6 separate regions of the Homo sapiens genome follow, and regions 1, 3, 4, 5 and 6 are each linked to region 2. A link is a contact called in ENCODE Hi-C or POLR2A ChIA-PET data. All regions are on one chromosome and are shown on one strand. The core of a region is the stretch at or near the end of the contact, and the rest is flanking DNA. Distances in the headings are between cores, read along the strand shown.

The links. Hi-C counts contacts between places; a loop is a spot of excess contacts on that map. ChIA-PET counts read pairs that join two places held with the same protein, here RNA polymerase II (POLR2A). Pooled maps may share reads with other maps.
Region 1: a map of naive thymus-derived CD4-positive, alpha-beta T cell shows a loop between it and region 2 (5-fold over the local background). The contact joins the promoter of SUSD6 here to the promoter of MIDEAS in region 2. A Hi-C loop is called at or near these places in 1 of 168 maps with a recorded cell type or tissue (naive thymus-derived CD4-positive, alpha-beta T cell), 2 of 37 single-sample maps with no recorded cell type and 5 of 50 pooled maps.
Region 3: a map of naive thymus-derived CD4-positive, alpha-beta T cell shows a loop between it and region 2 (18-fold over the local background). The contact joins the promoter of LINC02288 here to the promoter of MIDEAS in region 2. A Hi-C loop is called at or near these places in 1 of 168 maps with a recorded cell type or tissue (naive thymus-derived CD4-positive, alpha-beta T cell), 3 of 37 single-sample maps with no recorded cell type and 10 of 50 pooled maps.
Region 4: a pooled map shows a loop between it and region 2 (3-fold over the local background). The contact joins the promoter of TTC9 here to the promoter of MIDEAS in region 2. A Hi-C loop is called at or near these places in 3 of 37 single-sample maps with no recorded cell type and 6 of 50 pooled maps. POLR2A ChIA-PET finds 5 or more read pairs at or near these places in 1 of 52 experiments (H1).
Region 5: a loop to region 2 is called in a pooled map, with 15 times the contacts of the local background. The contact joins the promoter of LINC01629 here to the promoter of MIDEAS in region 2. A Hi-C loop is called at or near these places in 1 of 168 maps with a recorded cell type or tissue (endothelial cell of umbilical vein) and 8 of 50 pooled maps. POLR2A ChIA-PET finds 5 or more read pairs at or near these places in 1 of 52 experiments (B cell).
Region 6: a map with no recorded cell type shows a loop between it and region 2 (6-fold over the local background). The contact joins the enhancer-like site here to the promoter of MIDEAS in region 2. A Hi-C loop is called at or near these places in 5 of 37 single-sample maps with no recorded cell type and 6 of 50 pooled maps. POLR2A ChIA-PET finds 5 or more read pairs at or near these places in 1 of 52 experiments (GM10248).

What each region holds. Positions count from the first base shown.
Region 1 is chr14:69,610,157-69,612,871 of GRCh38, reverse strand. SUSD6 (sushi domain containing 6) reads right to left here and starts at 1,276. Exons shown (of 6, transcript NM_014734.4): 1 at 1,044-1,276. RefSeq lists a silencer at 758-1,527.
Region 2 is chr14:73,758,932-73,761,631 of GRCh38, reverse strand. MIDEAS (mitotic deacetylase associated SANT domain protein) reads left to right here and starts at 1,329. Exons shown (of 13, transcript NM_001367710.1): 1 at 1,329-1,869. RefSeq lists enhancers at 1-6, 922-1,251 and silencers at 1,672-1,911, 2,042-2,191, 2,552-2,661.
Region 3 is chr14:77,039,775-77,042,499 of GRCh38, reverse strand. It overlaps LINC02288 (long intergenic non-protein coding RNA 2288), which reads right to left and starts at 1,451. Exons shown (of 4, transcript NR_110554.1): 1 at 1,223-1,451. RefSeq lists enhancers at 1,749-1,838, 1-1,972, 1,248-1,979 and a silencer at 2,089-2,278.
Region 4 is chr14:70,640,538-70,643,237 of GRCh38, reverse strand. It overlaps TTC9 (tetratricopeptide repeat domain 9), which reads right to left and starts at 1,322. Exons shown (of 3, transcript NM_015351.2): 1 at 703-1,322. The coding sequence starts at 1,108. It overlaps TTC9-DT (TTC9 divergent transcript), which reads left to right and starts at 1,940. Exons shown (of 3, transcript NR_110071.1): 1 at 1,940-2,230. RefSeq lists silencers at 768-837, 858-1,047, 1,268-1,417 and enhancers at 1,888-2,147, 2,248-2,427.
Region 5 is chr14:76,958,259-76,960,969 of GRCh38, reverse strand. LINC01629 (long intergenic non-protein coding RNA 1629) reads right to left here and starts at 1,332. Exons shown (of 3, transcript NR_133913.1): 1 at 1,217-1,332. RefSeq lists enhancers at 1-359, 1,442-1,511, 1,552-1,731.
Region 6 is chr14:70,664,271-70,666,970 of GRCh38, reverse strand. The region is part of intron 1 of TTC9 (tetratricopeptide repeat domain 9); the gene reads right to left. Among named protein-coding and RNA genes, the nearest start is that of TTC9, 24 kb to the right of the region's middle. RefSeq lists enhancers at 1-87, 88-588, 1,086-1,245. Within about 2 kb of position 1,375, at least 19 of the 41 ENCODE cell types and tissues checked have a DNase peak (open chromatin) inside an H3K27ac peak, as active enhancers do.

The sequences.
Region 1 (2,715 bases), core at 27-2,526, 4.1 Mb after region 2:
ACTACTGTGAAGGAAAGACATACTTCCCATCTCTGTAGATCAAAAAAGGGAGTAAATCCCTAGGCCTAATTGAACTGAGTAATCTTACTGCACCTCTGGAAGAGCACACAGGAGCCCAGTTAGCGAGAGCAACAAAGCCCAGCATGTCGCCTGCCACTGAAAGAAAATTCTGTGGGAACAACAGCTTTAGGCCTCCTTGCCCAGACGCCAACTTCCCTTTAACCAGCCCAAGACTTTATTTTGACGCCTCTTTGCTCCTGGGTCTTGCTGTCCCCATAACCACCTCCCCCTCCTGCTCCTAAATTCGTCCAGGGTAACTTTTCTCCACTTCAGCAGCTCCCCAGCCACGACTCCCATGAGGGAGAGTCAGATCCACACTCATAGCTGGGGTCTCAAAACCAAGCGAAAAAAGGAAAGTCTGTATGTACGTGCCTACTTTTTGAAAGAAAATAGCTGGTTTCGGGGAGTTTAGCCTGGTTAATAAGAGAAGTTTTTGAGATTAAAGAGCAGCCGAGGCGCGGGGGCTCCCGAATGCCGCGGTGCGCACAGGCGGGCTCTGAGATTTCCTCAGGAAATCCACCTTCTCTAAGCCAGCCCTGCCCCAGCGCAAGCCCCGCAGCTTTGCTGGGCTGAGGGCAGTAATGACAGTGGCACAGAGGGCCTCTGCCTACCTCCTCTGCACCCATCGGCACGGCGTCTGGCTCTTCCGGTGCTGCCCGGGCAGCGACGCGGGACGGCGCGCCCCGGACCGCGGGTCACCAAGTTCCCGGCCGCAAACCAGCCGCCGGTCCCCCCGGCCGCGCAGCCCCCACTGCTGGCCGGCTGGCCGCGCCACGCCAGCGCGGGGCTCCCAGCGGCGCGGCTCGCGGCCGGGTGACAGCGGGCCGGCGCAGAGAAGCGCGGGGAGCCGCCGAAGCCGGCCCGGGCTCCGGCCAGCGTCACTCCTGGGCGGTGCGCGCTGGTCCCGCGCCCCTGACAGCCGGCCGAGCGCGTCGATGGCACAATGCCGGCCCCGCCGCCCCCGGGCCGCGGTGACAACTCACCCGGGAGCCGGCGGAGACCTCCGGGATGGGGGCGCTCACAGCTTCCACGCCGCCGCTTGCGCGCGCCCGCAGTCTTCTCGGGTCTAGGCGAGGCCCCGCGTGCCCTTGTCTAGCTCGCTCTGGCCGGCGCTGTGGGCAGAGGAAGCGGGCGGGAGGGAGGGAGGAGGTGGGGCGGTCGCCGGCTTCGGAGAATAGAACGCGGCGGTAGCGACGGCTGCAGCGCCCGCGTCACTGACCCAGCTGTACCGCGCGGGCGGGGGAGGCCCCGCGGAGGGGAGGGGGCGGGGAAGGGGCGGGAAAGGGGCAGGGCCAGGCGCGCACGCAACGGCGCCGGCGTCGCGCCGCCGCGACCGCCCCGCCGGGAGGCCCTGCACGCACGCGCCGCCGGCCGGGCCAGGTACCCAAGGGAGAAGCGACGCGGTTGGGGAGGTGGGGGGTCCTTAAAGAGACAGTCCCTCTGCGCTGGAGTGGATGGGGCGGTGGCACCGACTCAGCTGGACTATGCGGCGTTTCCAGTGCGCTCTCCAGTTCGTTTACTATTATTATTATTTGCATGATTGAATTACTATTATTTGCAAAGAATTGTACTGCCCTGAGGTTTACAAGGCTTTTGGCGCATGTTGCCTTGTTAGCTCTTGAATTGCTCGTCTGACCTAGCTCGTCTGAAGCAGGTTATTATCTCCCTGTTAAGCAGTAATCCGAACTGTGGTTCCTAGCCTGCCAACATTAAAGCTGCCCGGGGGGTGGGTGGGGGTGAAAATGCAGATTCGGGGCCCCGAATGACCTCCAGCCATTGTGATTCAGTGGGGTCGGACTTGGGAATCTGTATTTTCACTAGCATTCTGAAGTGAGTGATCCTTCAGCATACTAAAAGCACACAAGGGATCTCAAGGTTGAGAAAACCGCAGTTCAGAGCCAGGACTGGCAGAGCCCGGGCTAGAAGCCTGCCACATTCCTAACTGTATTTCCCCTCTTGAGCCTTGCCTTCTGGGGCTATTTTCTAGCACATACTGAGTGAGCAGTTTGTGCACTGTATGGCTACATCGTTTATTGGTGATCTCTCATGCAGTGTGTCCTCGGTTTATGTGTTTACAGGGCCCGTGGCGCCTTGATGGGGAGGACTCTGGCTTTTTATCTTTGTACCCCAGGGCCTTGCACCGTGTCGGTCTCAGAGGTCCTCCATAAGTGTTAAGGAACTCCTACTTGTAAATCAGTGGTAGAGTCCACATCTGGACCTACAGACTTGTGTCTTTGCTGCAGCTTGGGTCAGGCAGGCCTCTTCTCCCAGATGCTCTTGGACAAAAGGATACACCTTCTCAGGGCCTCTCACCAGGCCTAGTTCTAGTAGGCTTTCGGGAAAAGCACTGTGAATTAACAGGGCATGTCCTTGTGAAGTAGCTTGAACCAAATAAACAGGATGCTCCTCCCCATGCACACAGACCCATCCCCAAAAGAACCCTTCCCTTCTGGGCCCCACAGCAACCTGTGGCTCGTTGCTATAATGCCTTTTTCATAAGTCTATCCTTGTTCTGCCTTCTTTCTTCCTTGCCTTCTTGGGTCCAGACTCATTAGAGAAGATGGGCACCCCTCCCTTCCTGCTCATTTGGGGCCACACTGCCCAGACCACTAGAAGATTGAAAAGCACAATTCAGAACTACCTGGGTCTGCCTCA
Region 2 (2,700 bases), core at 80-2,579:
GAATCATGGATCTTGAACTGGAAGGGATCTCAAGAGGTCCTCTGGTCCAGTCCTGTGGCATAATTACCTGTATTTTGTAGATAAGATTGTTTTAAGTGTTCCTTATTTTGACATATCTATCATAACATGGTGCAAATAAGCCCTTCTCCTCTTGGGGAGGTGTGACTTCCAGGTGTACATGTACGCAGGTGCTCCAGCCAGCAAAGAGGTGGAAGAGGACAGGAAAGCCATGCCCCCTTAGAAGCAAGTGCAGGTTTGGCAGGATTTCTGGGCAGAAGATCCAAGTTTTGCCTGTGTCCTCCACACCCCACCCTGGCCCTGTAGGCCCAGTGAGTGTGTGAGAATCATATTCTGCTGCCCCTCCCTCCTCTTCTCCCTGAGAAAGTGAGGGATGCACCTGGTTCTCAGGTCTGGCCACAGTGTTTTGAAAAGTGGCTGCCAGGACACATGGTATTCTTCGGTGGTTTTTCTTTCAAAGGAAAATCTCCTTGTGACCCATCTCCTTGAAAAACAGCCACCGCCACCACCGCCGCCGCCACCACCACCACTGCACCACCACCAAAAAACTTGGAAGGAAGAATAGGACACACTCCCCTGAACTTTCCCCTGGCCCTAGAGCCCCATTGAATGTGGGGGCCAGAACCAACCTCTTGAGCTGCAAAAATGTTTTCCATCTTCCCACCAGTCAGGCAAGGAGGCATCAAGGCCTGGACCTGAGAATTGATCAGGGGGATATTTAGGGAAGACAGGGGAAAATGTGAGTATGGAGTGAAAAGCCGCTCAACTCTGGCCTGAGTTGCTAGATTTAAATCCAGGAGATTTTCCTCACCTAAGCGATGGAGATGGTGGGTCCTTTCTAGGGACTGAGGCCAGTTTCTCAATAACCTTTACACGCACCAGGACGCTTTTGAGCCAGAAAGTGAAACTCGGAGAGTCTGTTAATAAAATGCCATGGAGAGGATTGTGCATGATTTACCGTATCCAAAACCAGAGAGAGTTTCTTTGTGGAAGAAAGCGACTTGTGCCTTCCCCAGCATCACACACACACTTTCCTGGCAGGCTCAATGGGTTTCCAAACATTTCGTCACCGTCTCCTCCTGACCTTGGTGTGAAAGGAACTAGCAGCGTGGCCCGCCAGCAAAGCCATCGGGGGCGCCAGCCTGGGCGGGGGATGGGGACGGCGACCGACTCGTGAGTGGAGGTGAGGTCTGCTGGAAATCCCCAGCCCCGGCCGCCGCCTGAGGTTTAAGGACGCCTTCCCCGGCCTTATTTGGTCGCAGGAAGTGGGCGGCGCCGGGCCTGCTGGCTGAGGCCGCCCCGAGACAGTTGTGCTGATGAAGTGGTAGAGCTGGTTCCTGCTCGCCGCGGTGCCGCGCGCGCCGGCCGGCCGCTGGGCGCTCCGCGCTCCCAGCCTCGAGTTGTGCAATCCTTTGTAGCACGCCAGAGTCCTCCTCCTCCGCTGTTGCCTCTCGCCCTCTCTCTTTTTTTTTTTTTCAAGCTGTGAGCTCAACCGATGAGTCAGAGCCGTGCAATCCTGACACTGCATCGCAGGACTGGGGGTGACACGGAGGGAGGCAGAGCGCTCGCGAGGCGGACGGCACGGGTGCGGGGCGCGCCGAGGCTCCTGCATCGCAAGCGGGGGGTGACAGCCCGCGCGTCCCGCCCGGGCCCTGCCAGCAAACTTCTCAGCCTCGGGAGGCGCGGGCTGGCGGAAGCCCCGCGAGCGCCGCGGGGAGGCGACGGCGCCTGTTTGTTTTTAAAATCGGGAGTGCGTGCAGGCGGCTGGAGTCCCGGAGGCGACCGAAGGCGGCGACCCGCGGCGGAAGGGGGACAGCCGAGCCCGGAGCCCGGAGCCCGGGCAAGAGCTGGGTAAGTGGGGCTGCCTGGCCGGCGGCCGAGGCCTGCACGCGGCGGGGCCGGCGAGGGGACCCCAGGCGGCGCGCGAGCTGTGGCTGCTCGCACGGCGGGTTGCAGCTCTGCAGGCGCGGCCCGGAGAGGGGGCCGCGGGGGCCGCTGCGCTCGAACTTCTGCGGCCTGGGCGGCGGTGGAGCGGGCGCGTGTGGCCGTGCGGGGGCCGCCTGCAGCCCGCCGCCCCCTCCCCCGCGGTCCGCGCCCTCGGCCCGCAGCTGCGTGTGCAGCGCAGCCCCGCGGTGTTTGTGCAGCTACGCAGCTTGCGCGCGGCCCCCGCCCACCCGGGCGCGGCCCCGCCAGGAAAGCCCTCCCCACCCGGCGGCCCGCGGCGGCTCGGGAATCCGGCTGCTCCTCCTCCGCTGGAGAGAAACGTGGTGTCCGTGGGGACCGGCTGACGTGACGGAGCCCAGGCCCGGAAGGCGCGGCGAGGGGCTAGCCAGCTGAGGGAACTTGGCGCGGGAGCCCCTTCCCCTGCCAGCGTGCACGGGAAAGTGGGCCTGGACGCGGCGTCCACGCCAGGAGTTTGGGGGACAGAGGTGCAGGGGCGTTGGGGAACTGGGGCAAATGCAGTCAGCAGAGGCCTAGGCTGGAGCGCTTCGCGCGGGCGGGCGCACCTCAGACCTGTCATCCTCCCGCGCGCCCCCGCACGCCCGCGCCGCCGCAGCCCTCCCAGCCCGCGCGGTGCCTCGCGGGGAGCTGTGTTCCCTGGTGCCTGGCGGCAGCGCCGAAACCCGGGATTCGGCCGGGCCCTGCATATGGCCGGCTTGGTGGAGCTGGTCACGTCGCCTC
Region 3 (2,725 bases), core at 202-2,701, 3.3 Mb before region 2:
CATGCCTTGTGCTCAGTACAGAAACATGTCCGTCAACCTGGGAAAGGAATCACCACCACGAAATATGCTTTTGGCTTGCCAAAGCTTAGCAGCTGTGAGAGCCAAAAACCCAGCTGCCTGGACTGTCTGGGGAAGTTGGCGGGAGGGAGGGGGGGTTGCTTTCTGAATCACCTGATTTCTGCCTCTAACTCTAGTTTAATTCCAAGTCGAAACCTATCTTGAAATGTCTCAAGAGCCTACTGCTCCTAAAAATTGTAGGTTTTAGCTAACCCTTCAGCTCTGTGCCTGCTGGCAAGGTGAAGCAGATGGCGTTTGTTGATTATTTATTTGGAAGGGGCTACTTTGGAATCAGGAAATTCCAGCGAGACAGAGTGCATCGCCTTGGCCAGAGCTGCCGTGACAATCACGAGCAGACACCCAGAGACAGTCAAGTTCAAAGAAATTGCAGCTAAGCCCCAGGAACTTGGGGCATTTTCAGTCTTTCTCGTCTCCTGGCCTCCATGTTCACCATGCACTTAGGAAGAAATGTTTCGTTCAGTTCAACATTCTGTGGTCTTCAAGTGTTTGAATACAAGGGCCCACATTCAAGGTCCCGCTTTGTCAAAAGGGCTTCACGAAGCTAACAGGCCTCTGACTTGTGTTTCATCCTGAAGCCCCTCATTATACAGACAGATCAAAACAGAAATCCCCCCTGCCTTAATGCCCAGCACATAAAGTCCTCTTTAATTAACATACACCATTTTTCAGTGAAACAGCCTCAAGGTGTTAAAAGTGCATAAAGGTCTGAAAGCTGAAGCCCAAGATAAACAGTGTGCCGAAATATATTTAGCAGAAAATATTGAAAGCCACAGGAAAAATAAGTTCCCTTCCTGGGATGTTAACGAATGTTTAGGTTCAGGAAACCTTCAGGAAGTAGCGAGCCGAGAAGGAATACTGCTCACCGTTTTTACCCCCAATGTAAATAAATCACTAAACCTCTTTGGTTTCCATAGGCCTGGGCTGGAGTGGAATATTTCATTTTTTCCCCATTAAACAGGCCACCCGGAGTGTTGGCATTACAGGCCTGAAAATATACCAAATCTGAATGTGCTATTTTGTTTCTGTACATTAAATCAGACTGTGTTTCAAACGGCAGTTCGTGCTAAATGGGGGGCTGATGATCCAGACTGTGCACCCTCACACACCTGAAATTGGCGCAGCGTAAATGATAGATCTGTTTCACCTTGGATCTCCCCGTGTCTTGTCTCCTACAGGAACACACCCTCTGTCGTTGTTGCCCAAGGTGATGTCATGTTCATTCTAAAGGCCGCGGTTCCAAGGGGACTACACCACAAGAAGATGCCTTCAGAAAGACCCAGATTTCCTGCGGTCTCAGGTAGGCGGCAGGGAGCAAGAGAACAAGGAAAGGACCCGCCACCACTCTCCCCAAGATGGATGCTGCATGATGTAAGTGGCTGGCTAAAATATCTGGCATCCTTGCAGTTTTAAGTTGCCAGCTAAATATTATTAAAAAGATAAAATACACGCAAACTGTGCAGAATGCAGGGCTGCTGTGTTTACATCCGGGTTTTGATGACTCAAAGACTTACACTTGAGCTTGCTGAAAAGCCTCTATTAAAAATACCGCTTTGTGAAAGCCCCCAGGGAGCAGGAAGAAAGCTGGGGGTGTGAAAGAGGAGAGCGGGAGGATGGTGACCCACCCAAGGACGGCGCTGACACCTGTGCTCCGGGCTGGCACTTAAGGCCAAGGAAGTGCTTAGAGGTTAACCTCCTCTCACCCTCGGAACCAGAGCGGGGAGGGTTAACCTTTTTCCAGAACATTTATTTCACCATCTCACTGACTAGAGGGAGGAGGGGCGGGAGGGGGAGAACGAGAGCCTGCCGCGCAGAGAGGCTGCGGATCACAAGGCCATTCTGATAGCCTCCTGTCCCCATGGCAACTGCAACGGCATTTATCAGTTCCTTCTGCGCACAGGCACAGCAAATCTGCATTGCACATGGCAGGCTTCCAGCATTTCAAATGAAAGAGCACTTTGAACGGCTGCCAAGTTTGGAAGGAGCAGAACTGTCAGGGCTGCTTAAAGCTGGCAGTTTATACTGGGGAGGTTTTCGCTTCCCACAATTCTCCGGGCCTGGCGAGCCGCCAAGTACTTAGCGGAAGCTAAAAAGTAACTCGCTCCCCTCCCTCCCCTCCCCTCCCCCTGCTCACGCTCCCCCTCCACACTATTCACCGCAGTGCTCTCAAAATTTTCCACATGTCCTGTGTCACCAGTGCAGACTGTACAATGAAAACCAGAACGCCGGCTGCCCACGACCAGGCTTTTATTAATAAATAACGGAGGGAGGAGGAGGAGGGGTTGGGATCAGACACTGACAGCTGGGGCACCGGGTCTCCGCGTACCTGCCAAAACCCCATAACCACTGGGTGTGAATGCGTGTGGTGTGTGTGCCTTTCAGCCTTAAAAATACATTAATAAAAATAAAAATAAAGGGAGCCTCAGAGCTGTAGACACCCTGAGTACCAGGGGAGGAGGGGTGGGTTTCGGTTGGATGGTTTGGCGCTTTATTTAGGGTGGGAATGGAGGTCTTGCAGGCAGCGTTGTTCAGATCCAGCCTTTCTAAGATCTGTAGGGAAGAGGGTTGTTATTGAGAGCTAAGCCTGTTTCTGGAGCTTTCCTTGAATCTCTCAGATGTCATGGTGAAAGCTGTGAGGCCACAGATGGGG
Region 4 (2,700 bases), core at 73-2,572, 3.1 Mb after region 2:
ATGCTACACATAGTGAGAAACGGGCAGGGAGGAGAGGGAGAATGCAGCATAGTTCAAGCCCAACCATGAACCAAGCTTCTTTTGAGATAGAGATCTTCACCTGGCAACCGGGAGCCCCAGCAGAGCTCAGAGAGAAGAAAGTGGCATTCTGGAATCCATTTTGCTCAAGATGCTGAAGGCATGGTGTCAAACTCCCCTTTGCTACTGGGGCCAAAAAACTTGGGGAAGATCTTACCTACAGGGATGCGGTTAGTTGGGGAAAAGGCGAGGACCAATCCTGGTGCTCATGCTACCTAAGGAGAGCAGACAGGTGCGTGGCCTCCCTTGGGACCCACCCGCAGGAAAAAGCTGGGCTAGCGGTGGCTGCGGGGGCCCACCCCGGGCGCTGCTTCCGCATTTTGGACCCAGGTCCACTGGTGAGCAGTAGCAGCAGCAGCCATAGCCAGGCCAGCTGGGTCCCCTTCCAGTCATTTCTAGGTGAGATTTACGATGTATGCTAGCGAAGGGACAAGAGATGATTATGGCCTTTGAAAGGCATAATCCTGAAAGTCACACTTTTTCCAAAGCGCCTCCCTCCCGGGTTCTCCCCAGAGCAACACAGTCACAGCAGGAGAATCTGCACCGCGGGAGCGCCGCAGTGGTCCGCGGAGGGACCGGGCCGAAGAACGGGGACCGCGGCGCGGGGGGCGCGGCGCGGCTCACCTGCCAGGCTGTTGTAACAGTCGATCTCGATGGCTTCCACCGTCTTGCTCTGCTCCTCCGAGAGGCGGCCGGGCTTCAGGGCCCCAGCCGGGGAGGCCGGGCGCGAGTCCCGCTCCCGTTCCCCGGGGGGCGGCAGCAGCCCCTTCAGCTCCAGCAACGCCCGGTGGTATTTGCCTATGGCTTCACGGAATTTCTTGTCCTTGTAGCACTGCGCCCCTTGGCTTTTGAACTCGTGCGCTCGTCGGATGAGCTCGGCCGGCTCGGCCGCCGCCCCGACCTGGCCCCTCGCTGGGGCTCCTCCGCCGCCGCCCGGGACGCACAGCGGCGGCGGTGGCCGCTGCCCCTCTCCGGCCGCGGGCGGGCTCGGGTTCCCCTTGGCCCCGGCCGCCGAGCCCTTTCTCTCCATTCGGCCGCCGCCCCGGCGCCTGGTGCGCGCCGCGATCTGCCCGCCGCCGCCGCCGCCGCCGCGCCTTCCCGGGTTTAAAAGCCGCGGGCGCCGGCCCCGCGCCTCGCAGGCTTCGTGGCGGCCGTGACACCCCGCGGCGGTCTGGCGCCCCGCACTCCCATTCTCCCCGCTGCTGCCAGAGGCTGCTCCAGCCGCCGCCGCCGCCGCCTCGGACGCCGGCCCCTCCCCCGCCTCCCGGCTCCGCGCCGCCCGCTCCCGCCCTCCTCCCTCCGCAACCTGCGGGTGGCGGGGGCCGGTGCTCGCGGGCCCGGGACTAGCGCTGCGGGGGGACCGTGGCCCCGAGTGGGGTGGCGGGGATGGTCGCTGACCCGGAAGAAGCTTGGCTTGCCCGAAGGAGGGGAGGATTAATGACAAAGACGGCCCCGCTCTTTCCCATTCAATCCCGCTCTGCGAGGCGCGCCTAGTCTGAAAGGAGGTGGGGGGAGGGGGGTAGGTGTAGGGGAAGGGGAGTGTGTGTGTGTGCGTGTGTGTGTGTGTGTGTGCGTGCGTGTAGGGATGGGGGGCGGCGGCGACGAAATGCGTGCAGAAATAGATTTCTTAACTACAAGAAAAGGTGCGGCAGGGAACAAGGGGCGCAGGCGCAAGCCGTAGCTGCTAGTTCTTTGCAGTAAGGTGTTAGTATTTTTTAAGGGGGCAGGGCCTCCTTTTTGTGGATCCAGGTTGTCGCTGAGGTGTGTCTCGGTGTGTGTGGTCGCCGGGGCGTCCAGAACGCGACGGGCGGTACAGCGTGTGGGGCGCCGTATTCTGGGAGCCTGTGTATGCGTGTGCTGTGTGCGCGCAGCTGTGCAGGATGAATCACAGACATCAGAGATGGAGAACACCTGTTACTGTGGGTCATCGGCTTGGCGTGCGTCCGGTCTAGTTTCCATTTACAGGACAGTTCTGTGCCCTTCCTCAGGAGGTCCCATTCCTTCCTTCTTTTGGTCGGTTCTGAGTGTCAGCTGTCTACTGGGGATCTGCTAAGGCTAAGAGGCAAAGATAGGCAAGTCACTCCCCTGACCTCAAGAAACTCCCAGTCTACAGGCGAAGATACACCACCCACCGGTAGAGTCGCTGGACCAGGTACAGATGGTGCCTGTCATTGGGGAGGAACGAAAAGTGCTGTGCAGCCCTGAGGGGGGGAGGGAGAGGTAGCTTTTTGAGTAGTGGTAGATCAGGAGGCTTTATGGAGGAAATAGCATTTGAGGACCTTGAAGGCTGGGTAGGATTTGGCATGAAGAAGTAGAAGGAAGTGGCATAGCCGGAGTGAGGAAATCCAGCGGAAGTCCTGATGTTTGAAATCTCAGGTGTGTTTAGGGCATAGTGGTTTGATTTTATAGCCTAATGAGAAGTAGTGGGAAATGACGGGGTTGGATTATGGGGGCTTTTGGATGAAGAGTTTGGATTTGATTTTGGAGTCAATGGAGAAGCCTGACATATTTTTTAGTGCCCTCCCTTCCTTAATGTTAAGAAAAAGAAAGATTCTAGAGCACCGGTTGTCAGAGTGCTGGCCCCAGACCTGCAGTGTCAGCATCACCTGGGAAACAGTTAGA
Region 5 (2,711 bases), core at 83-2,582, 3.2 Mb before region 2:
CAAGCATACTACCCTGAGGCAAAAACTTTATGAAATTAAACGTTCCTTTTAACCTGCACTTCTATTCTTACATTCTCTTCTATTTCCTTTTTTTAAAAAAAATTCTGGCTGGGCGTGGTGGCTCACGCCTGTAATTCCAGCACTCTGGGAGGCCAAGGCATGCGGATCACTTGAGGCCAGGAGTTCGAGACCAGCCTGGCCAACATGGCAAAACCCCGTCTCTACTAAAAATACAAAAAATTAGCCAGATGTGGTGGCAGGTGCCTGTAACGCCAACTACTTGAGAGGCTGAGGCTGGAGAATCACTTGAACCCAGGAGGTGGAGGTCAGTGAGCCAAGACTGTGAAACTGCACTCTAGCCTGGGCAGAGACTAGAGACTCTAGCCTGGACAGAATGAGACTGTCTCAAAAACAAACAAACAAAAAAATTCTGTGTATGACTATGATCCCTTAACTTGATTTCATGACCCACGAATGGATCTCAACCTACAACTGGAAAAACCCACTACTCTGGAGGAGCTGATTCCGTACTCTGCTGGATCTTCAATTCCTGACCGCTGGAAATTGGCTGCAATTTTCCTGGTGAGTTCCTCCCTCCATGTTCTCCTCACTAATACACCCTACACCAGACCTCCAGTCCTAAAAGCCACCACCTGCTTCACGTCACCACACCTGTGCCAATCAGATTTCCTCTGTTCCCTCTTGGACCTTCAGGGACCTCCAGGATAAATGCCAGGATCCCAGTTACTGGCAGACTGAGAGAAGGATGACAGCCCCAAAAGATCACGAGGTTCCTATCTGTTCATATTTGGTGGGCAGCTTTCGTCTGCAAGAACAAAATACAAGCCGGGTGAGGCGGCTCACATCTGTAATGCCAGTACTTTGGGAGGCCGAGGCAGGCGGATCACCTGATGTCAGGAGTTTGAGACCAGCCTGACCAACATGGCGAAACCCCATCTCTACTAAAAGTACAAAATTAGCCAGGTGTAGTGGTGCATGCCTGTAATCCCAGCTACTCGAGAGGCCGAGGCAGGAGAATCGCTTGAACCCGCGAGGCGGAGGTTGCAGTGAGCCGAGATCGCACCACTGCACTCCAGCCTGGGCGACAGAGAGAGACGCTGTCTCAAAATAAATAAATAAATAAATAAATAAATCAATAACAAAATACATAACTCAAGCAATTTAAACAGTGAGGGGTAAAACTGAAATCACATACCAGGAAGCCCAGAGGTCTGCGGTTCCAGGGTTGGTAAATGAAGTGACCACTCTATGTCTATTTCTCTCTTGTCATTGACACCCTTTGGAAGTGTCTTTTTCTACCTTAGTCTCAGTATGACAAGAGTGCTATGTCAGGGGGCTTTTGTAGGTAGCAGAAGGGAAGGGTGAGGCCAGGGTTTCAGCTGGCTGGGCAAGTGGGTGAGTCACTAAGTGGCTGGGCCCCTTTAGCCCCATGTAAGGACAGGCTGCAGCCACCCACTGCCCGCCCCAACTGTGTCTGGACAGAAATGGACATGTCTGCTTTGCAGCAGCCACGCCTCATGCTGGGATAAACCTATGAATCAGGAAGGCCACAGATGCTATCACCCGTTTCTCTCCACCAGTTACAGGCCCCGAAAGCAGAAATGGCTGTGGCCTCACCTACGAATCCTGAATGGCGAACCCAGCATCCTGTCTCTAGCTCAGTGCTGGATTCCCTGGAGCAGGAGTGCCAAATGTGGCAGTGAGGGAAACTCTTTGGTTCTCCCTTCCACTTTGGGCTCATTCTAAGTCTATTCTCTAGGCACTGAGACCCCTCATGTTGATTTCTTCTGCCTACATGGGCCTGTTGTCTGTCGGTTTTCCCAGGAAGAGCTGGGAACTTGAGGGTTGGGGTGGGTGGGTATAATGGTGGCAGAGTCTCCCCCGGTTTCTGTGTCTATGGTAGTACCTGATAGCACAGACCTTGCCTTAACCTAGGTCTAGTAGCATGTGGGACTGTGTGTGAACTGGAAGGAACATGAGTGCCACTTCCCTTACTATGTAGATGTGGAGCCCCAGGCTCAGAAGGGGATAGTGATTTGCCCAAGGCCACACGGCTCCTTAGCAGCAGAGGCATACACTGGGGTTTCCTGGACTTCAAGCCTCCACTCTTTTGCCACTCCCACCTGTGGGGATCCCTGCTTTGCCCCCTAATTGGCTCCACCTCCCAAAGTCATCATAAATGGCCCAGGTGAGAGTGGTGCCCTGTTGCTAGGGGCTACCGGGTCCAGGCAGTAACTCAGATGCCTGCCCCAGGAAAACCCTGACAGTGGAGGAAACGCCTGTGTTTCTATCCCAAGCTGGTTTGCCTCGCTCCTGCTGAACACAGTAAAAAGAAGGTAGAATCCACACTGCAGGCCCTGAGACAACAAATGCTCACCCTTCTGAGGAAAGCTGCCTTTAACAAAGGGGAGTAGGGCTTGGCTGGCCCTGGAAAGAATTTGCTACGGGTGCTGGTGTTAGGGAGGGTATGGTACCAGCCAGTGTGTAGGAGTTCTGCTCATGGGAGGGTGTACCGGGTGTGTGCTGATTCCTCTGTGTGTGCCCAGGAAGACGGCAGCTAGTGTAGACAACCAGGGAGTGCCTGACTGGCAGCTGGAATGCCAGGGTTCTCTCAGCCACCTGTCGGTCCTGTGACCTTGGGACTTAACCTCCCAGTCTCAGTTTTTCTCAGCTGCAAAATGGGGATGCTA
Region 6 (2,700 bases), core at 126-2,625, 3.1 Mb after region 2:
ATACATTTCTATTATCTCAAGTCACCCAGTTTGTGGGACTTTGTTGTAGGCAGCCTTAGGAATAAGCTACCAGAGGCAATCATCATCTCTTCATCATCATCTTCATCATCATCATCACCATCATGGCCAATATTTGTTGAGTGCTTACCTTGTACAGATGCTGGTCTCATTGTTTTACATGTATTACTGATATAATCCTCAGAATACTCCAATGTGGGTACTATTACTGTTTCAATTTTATAGGTGAGGAAGCTGAGGCCCAGAGAGCTGAAGAAATTTCCCAAGTCCACACAACGTGAAAGAGACAAAGATGGGATTTAAGCTGAAGCTGTCTGGCTCCAGAATCCAAGTCCTTCCTAATCTAGTTGTTGGAGGGATTATATAAAATAATGGCCATAAAGTACTTAATGTGGGCTTGGCACATAGCAAGCATGAAAAAAATGTTAGTTAACATTCTTAGAATTCTTTTTAGTCTTGTACCAGTAACATCTGCCTCTGACTTCCCTCAAGTTCCCTTTCATGTATATTTGTCTCTGCAGTTCCTGAGAGAGGGGGCTTTCTGGTAGGCTAGTGACCAGCTCATACAAGCCACATGTCTGGACATGAGAGACCTAGGTGTCCCAGGCAAGAGGAAGCTATGGCAGGCAGGTCTCATGGTGGAGAGCTTCCCCATCCCACAAACAGCCATCTTTGAGTAAACCATGTCCCTTTGAGCTTTCCCTTACCAGCCCTGAGCCACAGGGAGCCACAGGGCTGGGACTAGAGTGATGACACGCCTGGAGGATGACTAAATGGCCTTGAAGAATGATTGAAATTTCGTGCCCTAGGCACCTCCCTCTAATCCCAACCCTGCTGAGCCACCTCGCCTCCATTTAACCACTCAAATATCTAGTAGGCATTGACCAACGGCAAAGTATGTTGCATACTTCGGAGGGAGTACAAAAAAAGAGACAGGAAAAAGGCACCTGTCTGCTTCTTCAAAGCAAATAAAAACAGAGACTTAGGAGGCAAAACTGGTGCTTCTGTTCACAACCCGGCTGGGTGGCTGGGGGAGAATGCTGATGCTCTGTTCCTTCTTTGTGCCCAGACTTTTCCACACTGACAGAAGACACCTCAGGATAGAGACAAGTCACTGATTTCAATCTTCAGGGGTCTAACGTCAGTCATTCTGACCCCTTAAATAACTTCCCAGGTATCAGAATTGCTGAGATTTTTTAAGAGACCAGATTTTTTTTGAGCATTTAGGACCAAAAAACTCCATTCTTTCACAGAATGAGGAGAAATACACAGACTGTCAAGATGAAGGTATGAGAACCAGGAAGTGAAAGAGAATCAGCCCAGATCTAGAAACTGACCTGTCAGGTTTCACTGGCTGCAGGGCAGAAAGCCAAGTCAACAGAAGCAACAGGCTGCTAACCCCCGAGGGCAGCTCTTGTTCACCCAGGACTACAATCTTCTGGTGCACCAGGGGGTCCTTCTGATAAGCTGATGCTACAAGCCCCCCTCCCCTCTCCTCCCTCTCTCTCCATGGTGGGATCTTAGGCCCTTCTGTCCCCTTCCTCACCTGCATGTTGTCGGAGCCTGTGCTGGTGCTTATACAGCTGTACAGAGAGAGAGAGGGGTTTCTGTAAAAAGGTTCCTGGATGTGAACCTCACTGACTGCTACCTGTGTGTGACTTGGCTCCAGCACCTGCTCCCAGAGCTAAAAGCTGTCCTGTCCACAGCTTCCACGCTCCCTGCCTGAAGTCCTCTCTGACCGGGCCTAGCAGCCCTCTTCCCGTCCAGCCCTCCCTCTTTGAACAGACACTTCTGTTTGCTGACCCTGGCAGTCTAGGAAAAGGACCATTTAACAAATAAAAATAAAAATAAAATAAAATAACAGTTTTTGAATGCATAAAATGGTGGTGACAGGGGCAGGGGAAGCAAAGAGGCCTGGAAATGGGGAAGCCTCCCCCTTCCCACAAAGGGTTAAAGGAACCACAGCAATCAATTTCTGGCACTTATTTGGTAAAAATATTTCTAGTTCCCCTGCAGATCCGGTGGGAACTGGCATACCTGGCTGTGGACCAGGGTTCAGACTTTGGGGGAGGCAAGGGAGGCAGGGCTAGGCTGGTTATAGGGTGTGGAGCCTCAGCTGACACCACAGACAGGGCCCAGAAAGATGGAGAAATAGCTGGGCCAAGAGGTAGAATCTGGATAAGAAGTTGGGGTGCTAGGCCAGGACTCTTTTTTTTTTTTTTTTTAAATGGAGTCACGCTCTATTGCCTAGGCTGGAGTGCAGTGGTGCGATCTCGGCTCACTGCAACCTCTGCCTCCTGGGTTCAAGCAATTCTCCCGTCTCAGCCTCCCAAGTAGCTGGGACTACTACAGATGCCCGCCACCATGCCTAGCTAATTTTTGTAGTTTTAATAGAGACGGGGTTTCACCATATTGGTCAGGCTGGTCTCGAACTCCTGACCTCTGGTGATCTGCCTGCCTCAGCCTCCCAAAGTGCTGGGATTACAGGAGTGAGCCACTACACCCGGCCCAGGCCAGGACTCTTAAGGGAATCCAGGGGTGGAGGGGGTGACAGCCAGGCTGGAGGCTGGCCTCAGCGCTACCTGCAGGTGATTTTTAGGCACCTCTCTGCTTTGGGTGGGTGGCTACTGGTACATCTAGTAAGCCCATGGGATAGGTAAGATGGGATGACAGCAGGCACGT